Regions from separate parts of the Mus musculus genome. Here region 2 is linked to region 1. The links are chromatin loops, found by intact Hi-C in ENCODE. Cell type or tissue: heart. All regions are shown on one strand. Each heading gives the region's core, and the rest is flanking DNA. Links, peaks and the distances in the headings are about the cores only.

What was found. Peaks named below come from ENCODE experiments on the same cell type or tissue, not always from the same donor. Only the 100,000 strongest peaks of a DNase experiment are listed, where the experiment ranks them.
Region 2: a loop joins it to region 1, with 3 times the contacts of the local background. A loop is called at or near these places in 11 of 42 quality-filtered maps.

The regions. Positions count from the first base shown.
Region 1 is chr1:133,487,497-133,498,184 of GRCm38, forward strand. No RefSeq gene overlaps it. Among named protein-coding and RNA genes, the nearest start is that of Sox13, 69 kb to the left of the region's middle. RefSeq lists an enhancer at 4,373-6,565. In heart, for the core only: CTCF peaks have their summits at 4,585 and 5,577; DNase peaks (open chromatin) are centred at 4,545, 4,855, 5,375 and 6,065; H3K4me3 peaks cover 1,732 bases; H3K27ac peaks cover 2,761 bases.
Region 2 is chr1:133,380,577-133,391,264 of GRCm38, forward strand. Sox13 (SRY (sex determining region Y)-box 13) reads right to left here. Exons shown (of 14, transcript NM_011439.2): 3 at 10,153-10,264; 4 at 9,983-10,069; 5 at 8,748-8,920; 6 at 8,353-8,421; 7 at 7,873-7,987; 8 at 6,508-6,590; 9 at 6,190-6,352; 10 at 5,609-5,718; 11 at 5,418-5,514; 12 at 4,890-5,033; 13 at 3,881-4,097; 14 at 1,724-3,348. The coding sequence ends at 3,075. Among named protein-coding and RNA genes, the nearest start is that of Etnk2, 22 kb to the left of the region's middle. In heart, for the core only: CTCF peaks have their summits at 1,652 (motif pointing right) and 5,100 (motif pointing right); DNase peaks (open chromatin) are centred at 1,555, 2,105, 2,935, 5,105 and 1 weaker place; H3K4me3 peaks cover 813 bases; H3K27ac peaks cover 2,337 bases; H3K27me3 peaks cover 905 bases.

The DNA.
Region 1 (10,688 bases), core at 1,050-9,049:
GTCCCAGACCAAGGTTTCTGGTCAAGGCACTCATCTTGGCTTCTAATCAGCCCTTCTCTGTGTCCTCAAAAGGCAGGACAGAAAGACTGAACTCCTTGGTCCTCTCCTGACCAGGATCTCAATCCTGCAGAGCCCATACTCGTAGCCTCATTTAATCTTAAGTACTTCCTTGTTCCAAACACAGTCACACTGGGGGTTATGACCCAGGAACGGGAGGGAGTATGACTCAGTCCACAGCACCTTGTTCCGTTCACATCCTTGTTGCACACCAAGTACATTTATTTCATCCAACAGCCCTCAAAGTGAGGGCCCCTTTTAAGCTCAGCCCTGGAGTCCAAAGGCTCATGTCAGCTAGGGACGGTGAGAAAGAAGTGTAAGCTTGTAACTGTCGCTGCGAATCTGCTCCCAAGGAGGAGCCCTGGCTCAGCTGGCCTCCTGAATTTTGGAGCCTGTCATGGGGCAGAACGTCCTTATCTCAGAATGGCCAATAAGGGGAGAGTAGGAGACAGAGAGAAAGAGACAGGGTATGTGGGTATCAAGTGAGCAGTATCCTATAATTCTTTTCAATTGCACCCCACAACCACCACCAATGATCTAACACTTTTCAGCTATGCCTGACCTCATCAAGATGATGCTGCCTCCTACAAGCACCATGGGCTAGGGGCCAGAGCCCTTGGTGGTGGTGGAGAGCTGGGGAGAATGAGGTGGAGGAAGTGGGTAGGTTGGAATTAACAAAGCCAGAGACAAAATCATTCTCCATCTATGAATATGTGAAGTCCGAGATGTATAGGAGTCATTTGCATTCCCCAAAAGAAAAAAGTAAAATGAAGCAAAGACCCCAGCCATCCCAGGTGCATTCTGCTGGATGGTATGGTTCATGGGCAATTCTCTTTGGCTTGATGCTGCCTTTCAGACTGGACAGCGGTCTCCTCCACAGCTCAGCCAGGTAGGTCTACACTCCAGAAACACGACTGGGTAGCATCTCACTGCTAAGGGACCATTTAAAGCTTTAGACCAAGTCTATCTTGAAACTAGAGCAGTAGCTTCACCCTGGACATCAAGAAGGTAGCTCTGATGCCCTCTTTAATCTTTTACTTATTATTATTATTTATTTCTATGAATTTAAGTTTGTACCACATCCGTGTAGTGCCTGTGGAGGCCAGCAGAGTTGGATCCCCTAGGACTGGCATTTCTAACAGTTGGGAGCTTGCCATGTGGTGCTGGCAATCTAACCTGGGTCCTGTAGAAGAACAGTGCCTGTTTTTTTTTTTTTTTTTTTTTTTTTTTTTTTTTGGATTTTTGAGACAGGGTTTCTCTGTGTAGCCCTGGCTGTCCTGCAACTCACTCTGTAGACCAGGCTGGCCTCGAACTCAGAAATCCACCTGCCTCTGCACAGTGCCTGTTCTTAATAGCTGAACTGTGTTTCCAGCCTAGCCCTCTCCTCCTCCTCTTCCTCCTCCTCCTCTTCTTCTCCTCCTCCTCCTCCTCCTCCTCCTCCTCCTCCTCCTCCTCCTCCTCCTCCTCCAACTCCTCCTTCTCCTTCTTCTTTTTTCCCCCTTAAGACTAGACTTGTAGCTCAGGCTAGCCTTGAACTCACCACATAGTTGAGGTTAACCTCAGACTTCTTGTCTTTCTGTCTCCATCTCCTGAGCGTATGCCATCATGCCACCATGGCTTGTTTATGCAAGCCTAAGGGTAAAATCCAGGGCATCATGTACCCAGGGCCACATGAAGGCAAGCTCTCTTATCACCACACTAAATAGCCCAACCTGGTCTTGAACTCATGATCTTCCTGCCTCTGCTCCTAAACTGGAATTATAAACATGTGTTACTGTTCTTAAGTTTTTTGAATCGTCCCTTGTCTGAAGCACACCTTTAATCCCAACACTTGGGAGACAGAGACGGGCAGATCTTTATGACTTTGAGGCTAGCTTGGTCTACACAGTGAATTCCAGGATAACCAAGACTACAGAGTGAAACCCTATTTCAAAAACAAAAACAAAACAAAACAAAACAAAACAAAACAAAAATAACAACAAGAAAACACACTTGGCAAGCTTGCTAACACATGCCTTTAATTCCCTTACTCAGGAAGCAGAAACAGGAGGATCTCTGTGAGTTGGAGGCCAGCTTGGTCTATAAAATGAGTTCAGACATCCTGGGCTCTTGTTACACAGAAAAACCCTGTCTTGAAAAACCAAAAGGGGGCTAGAGAGATGGCTCAGAGATTAAGAGCACTGACTGTTCTTCCAGAGGTCCTGAGTTCAATTCCCAGCAACCATATGGTGGCTCACAACCATCTGTAATAGGATCTGATGCCTTCTTCTGTGTCTGAAGACAGCTACAGTATACTCATATAAATAAAATAAATGAATTTTTATAGAGAAGAAGAAGAAGGAGGAGGAGGAGGAGGAAGAGGAAGAGGAGGAGAAGGAGAAGAAGAAGAAGAAGAAGAGGAAAAAAGAAAATGTCTTTTTGTTAAAAAGAAAAGAAAAAAACAAAAGAAAATACACATTGAAGTATTCATTCATGAAGTAGCACCCTATTTCTTTGCACCAAAAACTGTAGCCAGTGGGGTGTGGGTGTGTACATAAGAGAGAGGAATGGGTTCAGTATCCGGAACCAAGGGGGAGGGACGGGTGCCTAAAATCTCTGTCAGCAAGCTATAGACCTAGAAAAGCAATGGTGTGGCTCTAGTTTTAGTCTCAAGGCCAGAGTAGCAGAAGAGACAAATCTGTGAAGTCAGGTCCAATGGTCAAAAGTTTGAGGACTGAGAACCAGTGAGTTAAAGTGCAAAGGCAGGTGATGCAGCCAGTATGGTGTGCTGGTGGGAGTTGGTGGGAGGACCCTAGTAGGAGGACCCTCCTTCTCAGTCCTTTGTTCTCTTCAAGTTTTTAGTCAGTGAGGTCCACTCCTGCAGTCACCGTCATTCAATCATGGTTTTTATTTCTGTTATTTGGTCTCTGTGTCCTTGGCAGGTACTTCATTGCCGACCACTCCCCCCAACCTTCCCTCAGCCTTCTAAGTGATGTGTTAATCTCTTCTAATAACACATCCAGAATAGTGTTTGACCAAGTGTTTAGGCACTTCCTGTCCCAGTCAAGTTGACAACACATTAAAAATCAACCATCAGCCGGGCATGGTTGCGCACATCTTTAATCCCAGCACTTGGGGGACAGAGGCGGGCGAATTTCTGAGCTCGAGTTCGAGGCCAGCCTGATCTACAGAGTGAGTGCCAGGACAGCCAGGGCTACACAGAGAAACCCTGTCTCAAAAAAACCAAACCAAACCAAACCAAAAACAAAACAAAACAAAACAAAAACAATCATCAGAGGCTCATACAAGGAGGTAAGTCCTAACAGGGTTTATCCTTCCACAGCACGCTTTGAGTGTAAAGATGCTCTGTGTGTGTGTGTGTGTGTGTGTGTGTGTGTGTGTGTGTGTGTGTCTGTATGTGTTAGTCAGATGACAAATAGAAGCGAATTGCTAGATTGCCACCCAGTACACAGGAATTATGTCACAGGAGAATCTTGCTAACATGTAAATCCCTTCCAGGAGTGGTGGCATAAACCTATATAGGCAGCATTCAGGGGACTGAGGCAGAGTAATGACAAGTTCGAGTCCAGCTGGGCTTCTTGGTGAGCTCTTGTCTTAGGGGTTGGTTTGGGAGCAGATGCAGGTAAGGCATTTCTGAGGAGCCTGTGGGTACCTTTTTCTCACAGGGAGAGGCTGGAGCTGAGAGCACAGACTCAGCATTCGAGCTACCAGCTAAGCTGAAGTTCTGGTTTCCTACCTACTGCAGTCCTGCCCCTCCTCCGTGAGTGCTCACTGTTTTAACACAAAGCCAGGTGCTGGCCAGCAGAGGCACAGGTGTCGTCTGCCTCCCAGGCACTAACACATTGACAAAGCTGGACCTTCTGATGGCAGAGCTTCATGACAGCCTTTGGTTTCTTAGGTTTTTATCAGTCCCTTCCCTTTTGTCTTTTCTTTCTTTCCCTGGTTGTCCGAGAACGCAGTGTGTATGCCAGACTGCCTTGAACTCACAGAGATCCACTTGCCTCTGCCTCCCAAGTGCTGGGATTAAAGGTGTGGCCCACTACACCCTGTTATCAGCGCCTTTCTCCATAGTTTGGTTGCAAGTTGTCGTAGGAAGCTAGAGACCTCAAAGGGGTTGAGCCACATAGAAAATGACCTGAATATGACAATATCCATAGCAGTTAGGTAACGTGAGGCTGCATTAAAGCCCACAGTGAAGCCATACATAATGAATCCCAAGAGACTTGTGTCACTCTCTTCATTGGCAGAGTAGCCATGAGAAAGGAGCGCCTGGGTCAGAATTCCAGGTCAGAGTTTCTGACCACAGAGAGGCTAACACAGTGGGATGTGACTTGGGCAGTCTTGAGCAAAGTCTGGCTGGTCTAGGAGGGGCCAGTATCCTACAACCATGCTTTCCTAAGACTAGAGTTGACTTTGCTGACCCCTTAGGTTTGCTATGGTGTAGCTGGGAAGAGAGGTTGGGAGCTCACAAGGCTAAGGGACAGAAGGGAAGGAAGCTGTGGGTGGGGATCACCGACAGGAGGAGGCAGCAGAGTGGCAGGGTGGGACCCCTTTCTGCTGAAGAGCCAGCAACAGTGAGGCCAAGAATGCCAAGTGGGTCTCTTTAAGGGTTCACTACTTTAGGTAATTGGGTTTCCCAAGTTCTACTTGCCCAGCCCTAATCTCCCACTCTCCATTGTCTTCCACTCTCCGTGGCCCTGGGCAGTCGGAGGGCAGGCGGAAGTGCTGCAAGAGACCCTCTTGGCTTGCTGCCTGGGTCTTCTCCAGCACACACACACACACACACACACACACAAAGCACACAGCCCCGATGGGGCCAGTGCCTTGGGCTTGCAGTGCCTTGGAGCTGGTAGGGCTGGAACTGGGGGAGGAGGAGGGAAGGAAGGAGAGAATCAAACAGAAACCTTCTCATCTTTCTATCAGCAGCCATGCAAGGAATATTGTTCAGCATGGCACAAAAGCGGCACTGAAAATAGCTGCAGCCAGAGCGGGGCTGCCAACCACTGCCTGAGATAACGTCTACTTGGAGACACTGGTGTCTTTGTGGGGCTGTCAGTGTCCCTATTGTTCCCAGAGCCTATTGCCTGGGGAATATTGTTCCCAGCTTTTGTCTCCCTGGTTCACTTTTGTTTGCCTTTACTTACCGTTTCATTCCGCGCCCCTTTGTGCCTCCCATTCCCTCCTTTGTCTGCCCTCTCTAAGCTGCCTGGGGCTGTGGATTGGTGCCCAGGGAGACAATAGGCCCGGCCCCCTCCCAGCCTGCAACCCCACCCCAGCCCAGCTCCTTTCTGCCTCTGTCTCTCCCTAGGGCACCCGAGATGTTCCAAAGGCGAGGCCTCCAGGGAGGGTGGGGTCCAGGCAGCCCACCCCCTACTGGGAACAGAAAGAACCACTCATGGGATATTCGGTTCCAGGGAAAGTCTGAAATGCCTGGCGGGGGCCCTCTCCCAGGATCGCCTATTTTCTTTTTCAAACAAAATAGGTTTTCAGAGCAGCGAAAGGAATAGAGCTCCCCCGCGCTCTTCCTCAGCCCGCTTTCAAGCGCCCCTTTCTGGCGACCAGGGCGCTCGTTTTTCTTGTGCCAGTCGCCCTGATCAAAGCCACTTGTGTTTATTTGCACATTGGAATCCTCCGGCCTCCTGTGACCCGACCCCGCAAGGCGAGCCGTAGGGAAGGGGCCGGGTCCCCCCAGGGTCAGAGGAGCTGGACTGGACGTTGAGTTGGGGGTGGGCAAGAGCAGAATAGCCCCTGGGACGAAGGGGATTTAGTAGGCAGCGGGGGCCACTTTAAGCCTGCGGGAGGCACGGCAGGTGTCCAGCTACAGCCCTGAGACTCAGAGGTTCAGCTAGAAGAAGAAAGGCTGCAGGCTGTGCCCCTAAGTGTGGGACCCTGCGCTCTGGCCAATGCTTTAACAGGAGACCAGCCAGGACTAGAGCCAGCCCCGCAGCCGGAGGCGACTCCGCCCTTTCATTGTTCCTGTCCCAAGGACAATGGGCAAAGCCTCTGGAGAGTCTTTGTTTCAGGAGATGGAAATTGGGTAGGGGATTTCCGGAAAGTCTGACTGGAAGCTAAGCTTGGCTGCTCAGAGCTCGGGGAGGAAGGGGAACAGGAAGGGGAGGGTGCAGTCTGGGGTTAGGGGAAGCTACTAGGAGAGGCCCAGAGGACAGCCAGGTCCTCTCAAATCCCAGACTGCTTTTGATTCCTGCTTTGTCCTGTGCCTACCTCACTTCGCCAGCCATGACTGGCAGGATTCTTAGACTCCAGCAAAAAAGAAGCCCGAAGTACCCGTGCCTACTTTGAAGGCAGGGGTGGAGTGGAATCTGGGTTGTAACCTTGGTGGCCAGTAAGAGTCCCAGTCGAACCAGGGAGGGCATGGTGGCTGGACTCTCCCTTGGCACTTCCAGGAGAGCCGTATACAAAAGTTTATACAGGAAACCCTAAAGCAGGGGGACATGGGAAGGATACAGGGACACATCAGAGGTCTTAAGTCCATTTCTGGGCCCTTCATCAGCTTCCCCACCCCACAACTCAAAATGGTGTGTGTCTTCAGACATGTGGGTGTGACACCCCCTGCCCAATCTGGCCTGTGTGTGAAACTACTGGGCATATACCCTTTGTCCCCTGCCCACACATCAGTGAAACCGGAGTTCCTCAGGGACAGACCCATTGTCCATAGGGCTCACTACAGGTGACCAGTGCTAGGACTCCATAGTCCAGGAAATGAAGAGTTGAGTTAACTGACAATCACTCCTGCCAAGTCTTCAATGGCATTTCAAGTTTGACATAGTCAATGATTTTGATGTTTAGTGTTTTATCCATTTTACAGCTACTGATTTGATCTCTGGAAATAGCCACTGGCCAAGAAAATCAAAGCATCTAACTAGAACAAAGTTGAGAAGTGGGAAGTGAGCTGGTAGTGGAGGCCACAGCGGGTCGGAAGCTCTGTTGTAAGGCAACATCTGGGGTGGGGAGCATGGCTCAGAGGTGGAAAGTAGTCCAGTGTGCACAAAGCTCTGGGCTCGGTCCCCAGCAGCGAATAAACCCTGGAAGCACACATCTATCATCCCAACACTTGGGAGGTAGAAGGAGGAGCATTAGGAGTTAAAGGTCATTTTTGGCTCCATCTCAAAGCCAACCTGGATTACATGAAACCTTGTCTCAAAGGTGGTGGGGAAGGCAGTATACTACTGGGCACGGTGATGGACTCTCTCTCTCTCTCTTTCACACACACACACACACACACACACACACACACACACACACACACACACACACACGAGAAGCCTAGGCAAGAAGATCATTGAATTCAAGACTAGCCTTGACCCTTGACTACATGCAGAGTGTGAGGTCAGCCTGTGCTATCTAGTGAGACCTTGTCTCAGTAACCACCAAAACCCAAATCCAGGGAACCTAGAAAGCAAAGGCAATGCTCAAGAGAACAAAGGTTTTTCTTACAGCTACAGAGGGCAAGTCCGATGTAAGTGGGAGAGGAAGAGTATCTTTTCCATGTGGAGAATGTGGATGGGTTTATGATTATTTGGAGCCTGAGCAGTCATTATGTGAGCAGAGGAACATGGAGTTGCAAAGTGTTGTATTAAGGAGGACCAAACAAAAATAAATGTATGAGTTCCATCATCTAAGGTCAAGTCATCGATCTCTAAAGTTGTTCTTTCTTTCTTTCTTTCTTTCTTTCTTTCTTTCTTTCTTTCTTTCTTTCTTTTTCTTCCTTCCTTCCTTCCTTCCTTCCTTCCTTCCTTCCTTCCTTTCATTCTTTCATTCTTTCTGTTTGTTTGAGACAGGGTTTCTCTGTGTATCCCTCCCTAGGTGTCCTGGAACTCATTCTGCAGACCAGGCTGACCTTAAACTCACAGATCCATTTGCCTCTGACTCCCAAGTGCTGGTATTAATCGTGTGGACCACCATGACCAGCAAATTATTTTTTCTTATGTGAAGTGGAAAAAAATGTATTAGATTAAACCTTTTAATTTGGTGTTTTCTTACGAATCCAACAATGCATTGCTACAATGGTGTATATTTATTGATAGGGGAACACATTTCTTTCTGTTTACTAAATTAGTAGGAAAAAGAAAAGGCTGTCCCATAATTTTCTAGAGCGAGTGGATATTCCTGTGAGTTGTGAAAGTGAGGTCATAGCTGAGCTTGGAGACAGAGACCCAAGAGAATGCACCAGCTGTGTGCCAAGGCATCATCTGAGGTGGCTGGAGAGTGCAGAAGAGGCCCAATCTTGGGTTTTATAAAACGATCAGGAGAGAAGGAATATGTTTGGTGAGTGTGTGGTAAGGTGTGGGGGAAGGGGGTGCCTCTTTGGGCCCTTGCTGAGGACATCCCTTCTCCATGAGGAACCAGCCACAGGATGGCATGGCATCGTATAGAATAGAGTTTATTCAGGGCATGGGGAGGGGAGTTGAGGGGGTAGAGACAGAGAAAGGAAAAGAGAGAGAGAGAAAGAGAGAATGGAGTTTGGCCATGAGTACATGGAGAGAGGGGGAAAGGGAGTGGGGAGAGAGGAAAAGCAGGAATGGGGAGGGAGGCAGAGCAGGAGCAAGAAGGCAAGAGAGAGAGGAGGGGGCAAGCAGCCCCTTTTATAGTGAGTCAGGCACACCTGGCTGTTGCCAGATGACTGTGGGGCAGAGCCTAGACAAAGTGCTAACAACTAGTATTCATTCTTTTCTCAGCTGCTTGGCAAAAGTACCCAGACATAAGCATATTGTAGAAAGGTTTATTCTGGCTCACAGTCTGAGGGCCATCATAGCAAGGAAGGGATGTTGGCAAGAGTTTGAGGAGGCTGGTCACATTGCATTGCACAGTCAGGAAGCAGAGACAGCAAAGCTGGAGGTCAGCTCCATCTCTGGCACCACGTCTGCCTGACTGTGACCATGCTTCCCACCATGATGGTAATGGATTGAACCTCGGAACTGTAAGCCATCCCCAGTGAAATGTTTTCCTTTATAAGAGTTGCTGTGGTCATGGTGTCTCTTCAAAGCAATAGAACACTGACTAAGGCAGATGATGTGCAGCTAACAGCCTGAGGCTCAAAGAGGGGTGAGGAGTAAGGAGACAGGACAACCAACAAACAAAGCCCTGGGAGCTTATCAATATCACAGAGAGTTAGGCCAGAGAGCCCTGGAGACTCTACTAGGACCCAACAGGCATCGGACTCTTGCAACATGATATAAAAAAATGGGTGATTCGCAACAGTACGGGTCATTCAAAATGGTCAACCTTCTTCACATCACGAAAGCTGAGATGCTGGCATAGCTGTCAAGCACAGAAAGGGAAAGGAACAACAGATTTGAAAATTCATAGCCACACTTGAAAACAAGAAAGGGAAGCCTTGAAATTATCAAAGAAGGAAGGCAGATTATTTGCCCAGATGATATAGTCACATTAAAATCAAACCTCATGCCGGGCAGTGGTGGTGCACACCTTTAATCCCAGCACTTAGGAGGCAGAGGCAGGCAGATTTCTGAGTTCAAGGCTAGCCTGGTCTACAAAGTGAGTTTCAGGACAGCCAGGGCTATACAGAGAAACCCTGTCTTGAAAAGAAAGAAAAAACAAAACAAAACAAAAAACCTCACATGGAATGTCAGGTACTCAAACCAATGGAATACAATACTAAAGTGCAGGAAAAAAAATTAATGGACGATTCTGTGCCTGAGTAAGAATCCAAAAATGATACCCGAAGACAGATAAGGATCCAGGAATATTACTATCCCCCGACTCCCATTGGAAGGGTTTGAACATTGGAAGGGGGAACTCCAAAGGAGAGAATGTGGGCTACAGAATGGGACAGAGGGTCCTGTCGGGGTGTGCTGTTATGAAGATAGTGCTGGGACAGGAAGATGCTCAGCCTGTGAAGCGCTTGGTGTGTAAGCTAGGACCTAAGTTCCATCCTTAGCACCCAGGAGAAAAGCCAAGCAAGAGAACACATGCTTGTAATCTCAATATCGGGGAAGCAGACACAGGCAGATTCCGGAGGTCCACTGGCCAGCTATTCTAACCTAATAGGTGAGCCTCAGGTTCCAGAGAGAGAGACCCTCTCTCAAATGAATGAATGAATGAATGTGGCTGGAGGTGGTGGCACATGCCTTTAATCCCAGTACTCAGGAGGCAGAGACAGGCAGATCTCTGAGAGTTCCAGACTAGCCAGGACTACACAGTGAGACCCTGTCTCAAACAAACAAAATAGTCAAAGGAGATGGCTCCCAAGGAATAACACCCAGGGTTGGTTTCTAGCCTCTGCTTGCACACACATGTCCCTATACACACACACATGTGCATAAGAACTCAAATGAAAACGCAAGAAATACTGGGCTATGGTGTGTGGCTCAGTGGTAGAGTTCTTGCTTAGCATGTGCAAGTCCCAGAGATGCATCATCAATACAAAATAGATAGATAGATAGATAGATAGATAGATAGATAGATAGATAGATAGATAGATAGAAGTCCCACAGGAAGCTGAGCTTCCTGATGGGCTTCAGGCTGCCCAGGGCTCTGCTTTGTAGCTTTTCTTTCTTTAAAACCATAAGCAGAAACAGAGATTTCTATTGGGAAGAGGTTGTTTCCCAGTAAAGCTAAGCATCTGGTAGGAAGCTACAAAAGTCTTTTGC
Region 2 (10,688 bases), core at 1,380-9,379, 110 kb before region 1:
CGTCCCTGCCTCTCCCCATCTGCCCTGCCCTGCTTCTCACGGATTCTCTCATAAGGTTCCAGTTGGCCAGAGGATTTGGGGTGGTGACGGCACAGCAGCTAGATGAGGCCTATGGACAAAGGTACCCGAATACCCTTGGTAGTCGGGCTCAGTGCCCCCCCCCCCCCAATGCATAGGACCAGCCAGAGGTCCAAAAGAGGAACTGGGAGGAGTCCCGAGATAATGGGGTCTAATTTCCCCTGAGATCAGAGTTTGGAGTGAAGTTAGGGCTTTGAGCCAAGCAGCTCCCTCTAGTGGCCAATTAATAGGCAGAGGCCAAAGAAGATTCCAGAACCCTGGGCAAGTCTCTTGTTGGCCCCTGCCTCAATGCCGGATAGGGGACCAAGGTGTAAGGACAGCAAGAAAGAAAAAACAGCCAGAGCTCTGAAGGACAGAGCCAGGAGTCAAGACACTCCCTCATCAACTGGCCCTGGGTCTTGGCAGTGTGTGGTCTTTCTTTTCTTTCTTTTCAATATTATTATATGTAAGTATACTGTAGCTGTCTTCAGACTCCAGAAGAGGGCATGAGATCTCATTACAGATGGTTGTGAGCCACTATGTGGTTGCTGGGATTTGAACTCAGGACCTTCAGAAGAGCAGTCAGTGCTCTTTAACTGCTGAGCCATCTCCAGCCTGCAGTGTGTGGTCTTAATCCCTCTTTATCTACTTTCACCCACATGTAAAATGAAGAAATCCTCTGCAATGCCAAGTTTGCCCCATAGTTAAGTTTCCTCTACTTCCCAACATCTTTGCTGAAGGTAAGGTTTTGTGTGTGTGTGTGTGTGTGTGTGTGTGTGTCTATAGCCAAAATAGTGAACGTTGAGCCTATCAGCTCAGGTTCAATCTCACAATACCCAGAGCATCTCTTAGCCACCCAGAAACAGTCTTCTCCCTCTTGCCCCATGTGGTGGCTGGATGACCCTGGCCTCCTCTGATGACCCCTCATCCTCAAAGGCCGATTCTCAGCCCTTCCAGGTGATGCAGCTTTTCCTAAAGAAGGGGTTTGGACTTGGAACCCAAGCTCTGTGAGGAACATACACTATGCACGCGCGCGCGCGCGCACACACACACACACACACACACACACACACCCGCGCCTCATGGAGGACAGAGCCTTTGTTAACCTGGACCATTTCTTTTACAAGAGCTGCTGTTCCTCCATACCATGTTGATGGTATGAGTGTAACCAAGACCTGTCTTTACAGAACCCCATTAATTTTGAGGAATTCTGTCCTTTCCTCCAGTGACGATTCTGTCACAACTATGGCTTTGAGATCCCCATTCTAAGTGTTGGGTCATGGAGTTTTGAAGACCATCACTAGATAAGTATGGCAGGGAGCCCTCCTGAGTGTCTGTGTGTGAACCCTGTTGCGGAATGAGCCCACAGCTTTCAATGGATCCAAGTGACTCCCTCTCCCAGACGGTAAGATTCATGAGGAAGTTTTAAGACTTATTCCTTTCAGTGAAGGGGGGAGCTGAGCCACTGTCCCTCCAGGCTGCTGCAGTGCCTCCCTCAGCAGTGTGTCTGTCACAGGCCTGTCCTAGGTCTCCGTCCGGTCAAAGCCATTACTTTCAGACACTTTGCCTGATGCTCCCACATGCTGCCACCAGGGGGCAGCAGCGACTGGCTGGCGCTAGACTCGAGAATTCGGCCAGGCCAGCCTCCCAGCAGAGAAAGGGCACGTCCTGAAATGGTCGGTCTTTATTACACCCATCAGAAAACAAATATGCTGGTTAAGTTATTCATCATTATCTTCTTAGTAACAAAATAAAGCACTATCTATGTTTACAGTCATAAAAAGAAACAGTCTGGAGAGAAATAGGGTCAACAGCGGTGGGGAGGGAAGCACCTGGCCTTGTGGGGTTTGGGGTCTTTCCCTGCCCCAGGGCAGCTCCAGATCTTTGACTAGGTGCTAATGATTTCCTTGGGATACAACCAGGAAGCTAATTTAGGAGGAAAGGGGGGGGGGAGGGAAGAAGCCACCCTAAGCTCATGAAGAAGGGATGGAGACCAGCTGCCATGGGGTCCCCTCTGCAGGGCTGTCACTGAGAAAAAGATCCTCATGACTGCGGCACACACGTTGGGAATCAGGGCAGAGCCCCCTTGGAGGCCTGGGCTGGCTCTCACGGCCCTGGGAGCTAAAAATGGCTCCGTGGGAACTGACTGGCAGAGTCTGAAGGGAGGGAAGGGGTCATGGGGGTCAGGAACTGCCAGTCCCAGGGGCAGGCTGGGCCCTACAAACACCCAGAGGATACAGCGGGTGTGGTGGGACAGGGACAGACGGAGGAGGAAGAGGGAGAAGTGTACATGGGGAGAAAATACGCAGAACCTGAGACACCAGACTGACAAAGAGGTAGCAATGTGGGGACAAAGGAACACAGAAGCAGCCCCCAGAGAAGCATCAAGACACACATCACAGAGCTCACGGGCGTGCCTGGCTCACAGTGACACTCAGCAAATGCCTTCTGCCAAGAGTGGCGTGATGAACATGTGTGGGCCGCGCACAGACACACAGTAGCCAGAGGCACATGGACTTGGAAGACAAAAGACAGCACAGCCAGACTGCAGAGTTCAAAGTAACCCAGGTGGCAGAGGGGTGACCTGGGAGCTTGTAGGGCAGGTGTGTTGTCCCACAATGGCTGGTCTGGACCAAGAAGAAATGGAAACAAAGCATGTGACCTCAGGGGGGCAGGTGTGTCCCTGTCATCCCCTTGAGTGGGTGGGCAGACAGGAGGAAGTACATCCAGTGGTCCCTGGCCATTGTCCCCAAGGGCTAAAACCCTCAGCAAGCTTTGTCCACCACGGCCACATGACTCCCACCCAGCCAGGCCATTGGCTCCTCCGATGGGCCCAGAGGTGTGATGAAGAGGAGGACCCCCATCTTGGGAATGTATCTACAAGTGCAGTTTCACCCATCACCTGGCCACACCCAAGTCCAAGTACCAAGATAGTTCAGGAAGGCTGGCTGTGCCTGTCCGGATGGGAACAAGGTCTTTCCCCCAGCGGTGACGGGCCGGGCCCAGCGAGCTGGGGATCAGTCTGTGAGTACCACCAGCTCCTCATCACTCTTCTCGTCACCCTCTGAGTCCTCGTCCTCGCTGTACCGGTACATCTCTCCATCGGCCACCGAGTGCCTGTCATCTGTGCCCTCCCCTTCCTCCCGGAGACTGCAGGTATTGATGATGACAGGCATGTTGGGGTCCAGGCCCTGGGGGTCATAGTGCTCCACCAGTGGACGTGCCAGGGGCAAGCCCGCTGCCCGAGGGAACAGGATATCTGAGCTCACCTGTGCCTGGCCAGCCTGCGGGCTGAGAGGCAGAGAAAATTCGCAATTACAGATGTACCCATGTGCCCTCCCAGCCCTTCCAGCCCTCCCTGCAGGCTGGGTAACCGGCATACTCTGGCCCTTGCGTGTGCTTCCTGATGGCCAAATTCACTGCCAGCTATAGCTCGAAAGCTCAGAGTCGAGGGTATGTTGGACGGTGGCACGTGAATATTATTTTGTTTTAGTGTCATTGACCACAGAACTCTACCCTAGTGCCTGTCATGGTCAAATAAGGGGCCTTCCTACGGGATGAATACCTGTGGTGTTCTCAATTTGCCCTGCGTTTGTCAGGCTGCAGGTGCCCCAGTTTAGGTCTTATACCCAACTCCCAGTCACCAGTCTCGCACACAGTCATTATCCATCAGGGGTCACACACAGGCAGATGGCACACAACTCTGCTCCCAGATCCTTGCTGGCTGCTCTGCCTGCCTCACACAAAGACCAGACACACACACAACCCCAGTCTCTCACAGCAGCCACAAGCCGCCTCTGGCCACCAGGGAGGGCCTGCTCACGGGATGGTGTAGCTTTGGCGAGCACCCTGGCGCCGTGTCCTCATCAAGGCCTTGTACTCGCCCACTCGCAGCCGCCGGCCCTCCACGACACAGGTACGCTTAGGCCTTGGCTTGTACTTATAGTCAGGGTATTTCTCCAGGTGCTGCCGGCTCAGACGGGCCTGCTCCTCGTAGTACGGCTGTTTCTCCTGGTTGGTCATGGACTTCCAGCGAGAACCTGATCCAATACCAGGCAAAAACTAAGGGCCAGACTCTCGTGGTACCCCACCAGGTTCCAAGCCCTAGCTAGAAGTCCTGATTGGACCCTGGTCTTCAATTGGGATCAAAAATGATAAGGCATAAGCACTCATCAAGGGCCTGGCCAAGTGTGGATGCTCCCTGGATGCTGGGCCAGGAAGAGATGAGGCTGGCAATGACGGGGAGTCTGTACCATTCTCATGTCAAACAACTCGGCACCCCTGAGAGGTCTCCGCCCCAAAGGCATTCACGAAAGAGCAGCCACTCCAAGCCATCAAGTATCCGATGTGAATCTGGGGTGTAGCTCAGTGGTAGAGCATGGGCCAGGGTAGACATGGGAAAGCCGAAAACAACCCTGGTGTTCCAGACAAGAAACCCGCGCAGTTACTGGAGGGGACTCAGCCATGAAAACACCACCCTTATTCAGACTTGTCGGCCCTGCCCGCTCCTCAGCCTCTGACACAAAGTCTCTATACCAATGGTCCACAATGCTAGTCTCTATTTTCTGCCAAAGCACAGGCCATAAGAGGCACCGGGTGTTTGGAGGTGGTAAAGAATACACAAAATCCCAAGGGGAGGGACAACCAAAAGAGCCCTGCGCTGGTACAAGGTCCTAGGATCCAGCTGCCAAGAACATCTCAACTGCTACACCTGGTAAGATTCTACCAGGATTCAATAAGGCATGAAAACTCCAAACAGACCCAGTCCTACTGAGCTATGTCCCCTGGGCTCAACACCCTGAGCTGCAGAGGACCCACGCCCTGGCCCTTACCAAGGATCTTGCTGATGCTGGAGTTATGCATGTCTGGGAAGGCCTGGAGAATTTTCCTCCGTTCATCCTTGGCCCACACCATGAAGGCATTCATGGGTCTCTTGATGTGGCTGCTGTTCCGAGACTCGGAAAAATGACGGGAGCCTGGAGGATGGGTAGGTAAGAGTCAGGCAGGCAACAGCTTTGGGGCTGGCAGAGATATCCCTTGCATGGCCACCAGGAGGCACTGATGAGGCTCATAGAGAAGTCAGCTCAGGCCTAGCAAGGCAGGAAGTAGAGGATGAGGAGGGAAGCGAAGGCCAGCGGTAAGCAGAGGCCCACCACGGCCAGAGAACAGGCACAGCAAAGATCCAGAGAAGCAGGGCTCCACAGAGTTGTTACAAGATACCAGAAGACGACCCACGGATAGAGACACCAGGGAACAATGGAGACACATGCCAGGAAGGACCCAAGAAAGGAGGGAGGAAGGAATCAGGGACGGACACAGCCCTAGTGGAGTTAAGTGGCGCCCAGCGCCAGAGCTCTCACCATCCATGTCACAGCTCAGCATGGCTTCCTCCAGGGGATGCACACAGCTCTCCTCCAGCCGCTCCTTGGCCGGGGAGGAGTCCAGGCTGATGAGGTCCTGCAGGTGACAGAGACAATGTGGGCATGAGTACTTCCTCTGTCATCCTGTCTTCATCTTCCTGTCCTCTGGGCAGAGGAAGATTGGCCCATACCTTCCGGAATGGGGTATTGGGGGAGTTTTCCAAAGCCCCACTGTGGCTGTGCAGCAGCTGCCGGGCATCCTGGATGGCTTTGGTGACGGCGTCCCCTTCACCGAGGAAGCCTGTTTGGAGAGGGAACAAAGTGAAGGGCAGGGACCCGAGGGCTTTGTCCCAGGAGCAGCCCACATATTTATGCTTCCTGCCACGTCACACCTAAGGGTCTCCTTGTGGCAGTACACTCCCTGCCCATCCCCACACCTCCCTGAGGACTGCCTGCTGCAGGGTGCCAAGGGTCGGGAATGAGGCAACTCTCTCAGATGCGCAGCTCAGTGGCCTGACCCCATGCTGTCTAATCTGATCCTGGAGAACAAAGGCGCCATGGAAGGAGGCGTCCTCAGAGCAAGCCTCATCCCCGGCTTTAAGAAAGCAGAGGCTGGGGTGGAGCTCGGTGATGGGAGTACCTTAGAACTGTTTAAAAACCCCAAACTAGAACGGAGAAAGGGAAGGACCGTGCCCAAGGTGGCGTCTGGCTCAACTGTCTAAGGTGAGACGACTCACTGTCGTCTAAGGTGAGAGCAGATGAAAAGGCTTACCCAGAGGCAGGCTGGGGGGGCTGGATTGCAGGTCCCTTGTGGGAGCCCCATGGCTGGCGGGGCGAGGCCCACAACTGTTCATCTTCAGGCTGGGAGAGCTGGAGGTGTTGGGCAGCTCAGGTACCTTGGGCTTGGCTGTGAGGTTCAGTGGTTGTGGGGGCTCCTGCCGACCCAAAAAGACAGAGAATGAGAAACACCCAAGGAGGACCACCCCATCACAGGACAGACAGGACTCAAGGCGAGTGAGCCAAGAGCAAAGAGGGACATTGGCTCCGCAAGGGAGGGGCTCCCAGGCAGCAAAGGTAGGCAAAGGAGTACCTGCAGGGGGTGGTGGGCGGCCACCCCCGACCTCTTCACCACAGGGGCAGGCGGGCTGTGCAGCAGCTGCAGTGGGTATTCCACTGGGGAAAGAAAAGCGGCAAGGGACAAAGTCCCAGGTGAGCCCAGAATAGCAGGCACCAAGTGACAGGCCCCAGGACCACAGGGCAGAGTGTAGAGCTGGTCCAACCTTTCCTGTTGTTGTCAGGCTAAGGTAGTGCAGGGAACCATCTATCCCTCTTCCCATATGGCCCCTGCAGGCTGATGGCCTTGCCTGCCCTTTCCAACCCACTCTAAAGAGCTCCCCATGCACACACAAGGGACGGCACCCTCGGGTCTTGTCCCTGCTGTGTGTAGGGGGCAAAGCTACTGCGTGTGCTTCCCCTCTAAGATAAAATGTATGGTACGTAAGGGTTACTCAAAGCAACAGCCTCATCTTACAGGTGTATTAGTCAGGGCTCTCTATACAACCTAACAGGTAAGGAAACAGACCTTGTAAATTCAGCGGGCTGTCCACAAACAAATTAAATGGCGGCGGCGGCAGGATTTGAACCCAGGTCTAGACTCCATAACCCATCCCTTGGCCTAGACAGTTCTCTCCCTCCTATCTACTTTACCTCACTGGGCTTAGAATCAAGAAGGAAAGCAGCAGAGATAAGACTGTGTATCAATCACTAGCAGCACAGCAGGTAGTGATAAGGGCTCAGAGGAGGACACTCAGTTTCAGCCAGGGTGGAGTTGGGGTAGTAAGATGGAGGATATTTGAGGATGATGAACTCAGGCTAGCAAGCCTGGTTGGCTCTGTGGCTGGGAGCCTGTACTGTCTCGGTCACGTGGAACAGGGAGGGTAGATTACGAGTTGTTTTCACTGCTACTTATCCTGTGTGGCATTTACAGGCAGCATGTCCGCCCTGTCCCAACTCTGTCTGTGGGCACTGTCACCAGAACTCACTGCGATCCTTCCATCTGTCACCTTCATTCCCATCCCCCGCCGCCAGAGAGAACACACTCCCTGCTCAAGTGTTCCAAGGCACTCCCTTCCAATCCTCCACAGCCTCCTCCCGGATCCCTGTCGCTCTCACACCGCTCACACGCAAGCCCTTCCCGCTGAGCCTCGCACCTCAGTTCCAGTTTCTCCCTCACGGATCCTATCACCCTTCTCCAGGACCCAACCATCAAGCGCCACCTCCTCAGAGAGCCTTCTGAGTCTCCTGAGAGCTTGGCGGCACACTCTTCCTTTTCATTCTCCTGACTAAGTTCAGAAAGGACTTGTTCTTCCACTGGGCAGATCCCAAACTGTGGCCCCGGACTCCTTCCCTCAAGTCAAGGAAGCTGCCTCTGTGGCCTCCCGCCCGCCCCACTCACCTGGCTTGCAGGGAATGGGCTGAATAGGTAAAGCCAGCTGGGAGTCAGGAGTGACAGGCAAAGGCTGGTGGCTTGGGGGGAAGGCTGGGATCATGACGTAAGGCATGTTAACCTGCTGAAGGCAAAGAAACCCACTGTAAGTCCCTGGGCACCAAAGAGCTGTCCAGCTGGGGGGTCAGCCCAGGACCTGGGGGGGGGGGTGAGTACACACAGGGTACAGAGTGGGAACAGTTTTCCAATGGTTCTGTCTACCATATCACATCTGTGAACCCATCTCCTTGTCCTTACATCTCAATGGGGACCAGGGGAAGACATCCTGGGTCACCCTCTAAAAACAGGACAATAGAATCGGAGGGAACTGGAGCAAAAGTATGGTCTCTTCATCAGGCTCAGTGCATGGAGGAGGGATTGCTCCACACCCCTTTCCCGATGGTTCCCCGGGCCAGTGCCACCCTTGGCCTGCGCCCCTCCCATCAGCACCTGGATCTGCTGCTGCAGGAGGTTGATCTTGTGCTGCTGTTGAATCAGCTGCTGCTGCTGCTTGGCGATCTGGGGAGGCATGGAGTTGACAAGGGGATCACGGACGGCCCAGGCCCTCCTCGGGCGCCTGTCCCAGCTTACCCCTGACTTCCCCCAGGAGGCCAAGTAGAGAGCAAGGGGACAGAGCAGAGAGCCAGGGGACAGAGCAGAGAGCCAGGGGACAGAGCTGAGCTCCAGGGGACATAGGCGAGTGCCAGGAGACAGAGCAGAGCACCAGGGGACAGAGCCTAGTGCCAGGGGGCACAGCCGAGTGGGCGCCAGTTCTCAGAGCCTGGTTTTCTCTTCAGCAGTCACCCTTCCCCATGGAGGACTCTGAAGCCCCAACCCAGGCACACCTGCTCCTGCTGCTGCCTGGCCAGTTCCATCTGTTGCTGCTGCTTCTCAAACAGCATGGCGGCCATGTTCTTCTGCTCAGAGTGGGCCGTAAGGAGCTGGTCCCGAAGGGCAGAGAGCTGATGGATCATGACCAAAAGCTGGAGTTCCTTCTCAGCCAGGCTCTCTTGGGTCCCTGTTCCACAGAGAAATGCTGCTGTGGGAGTTCTTGTTAGTTCACCTGTCTATCTGCCCACCCACCCATCTGACAAGTGCTCTGTCTCAGGGTCCTGCCAGCCCAGTCTTCAACCTCTCTGTGCTTTAGGGGATTTTTTAAAAAAAGATTTATTTTATTTATATGAGTACACTGTAGTTGTTTCCAGACACACCAGAAAAGGGCATCGGATATCTTTACAGATGGTTGTGAGCCACTATTGTGGCTGCTGGGAATTGAACTCAGGACCTTTGGAAGAGCAGTCAGTGCTCTTAACTGCTGAGCCATCTCTCCAGCCCTGGGATTTTTCTTTTTTAATCTACTGGTTGGCACAATGACAGTCACTTGACAGGGTTAGTATGAGGATGAATGTGCTAATGTGTGATATTTGTTTGGCTTGGGGACAGCAATGTGTGCTCATGTCCCCACCTTCCATTTCAACCTGGCTGTCTGATATGGCAGTTTGGTCCTAACAGCTGAACTGGGGACCATTTATACCCAGGATGCCTCTGGAAGATGCAGCTCAGGCCCTCATCCCTGGGACTCCCAGTCAGTGAATGGGGGAGGGGGGAGAGAGGGGAGGGGAGCAGAAGCATTGATGTAAAGCTCCCACTGTGGGTGTGGTCGAGAACACTGACAAAATGATCACTGAGGTAAGCAGCAGCTCTCCCTACCATCCCGAAAGCCCAGCCTCAACTCCAACAGTAACAGTGAGTACAAACTGTCAGCTCCCTTACAAGGTAGGCTGAGAGCTGGAAGGTGACTGCTGAGCCTCTAGCCCCAAGGGTCCTGAAGGAAAGCTGGGATGGATCCCAGGAATGGATCCATCTAGGCCTCCCCATCTGGGAATGGACCAGACTACTGCTCAGAGTCTTCTAGGCGAGGACCCTTCATAGTGAGGACCCTCAGGTGGGACCAGGTGGGATCAAAGACACAGGACAGGTGCATGAGGTACGGCTCAGTTTACCTAGCGTTCGAGACCAGACCAGAAGGGAAAGGCTCTAAGATGCCCTCCCTGCCCTCTGTACGCAGGCCTGTACGCACCTTTGACATCCTTAGCTTCCACATTGCTTCTTCCCAGAAACCTCTCCTTCCAGTCACTGGACAGCAGCTTCTCAATGGCTGGCACAACTGGAAGGGCAGGGAAGGGCAGGGTGAGGGCCAGCAGAGACTAGTCTAGACCTCACCTCTGACCCGACAGGTATCCTGCCTACCCTCCTGTAAGTTGCGGTTGAAGTCCAGGCGCTCCTGGCTTCCCGAAGCAGCCTCGGAAGCTGCTGGTCTCTTGGGTTCTGGGGACCCACTGCTCTCTGGTGAGGCACAGTCCTGTAAGAGACACAGAATTATCACTGCCACTCCCAAGATAGAAAGCACGTGGTACAGAGGGCTAAGCAGCACAAAGGTGTCCTTTCTGAGGAACCCTAAAGCATTCCCAACCCCTGCTCATAGGACCTGATAAATGACACAGTGACATGAACAGGGACTTGGGGACAGCAAGAGACCTGCGTTTCACTCCAGGCTGGGCTGGATCTCACACAAGCCCCTGACAACTCTGAAAGTCAGGCCTGTCTCTAAAATCTTGGTACTAAAGTATCTGAAAGAGGCCAGTACTTCAGGAGGGGCCGATCATGGGACTGGATTACCATGGAAACACACTGCTAGGTTTGTCTATGAGGGTGGTTTAACTGATAAGGGGAGATTCATTCTGAATGTGGGACCCTGGACTGTTTTACCTGCCCCCTACCAGACT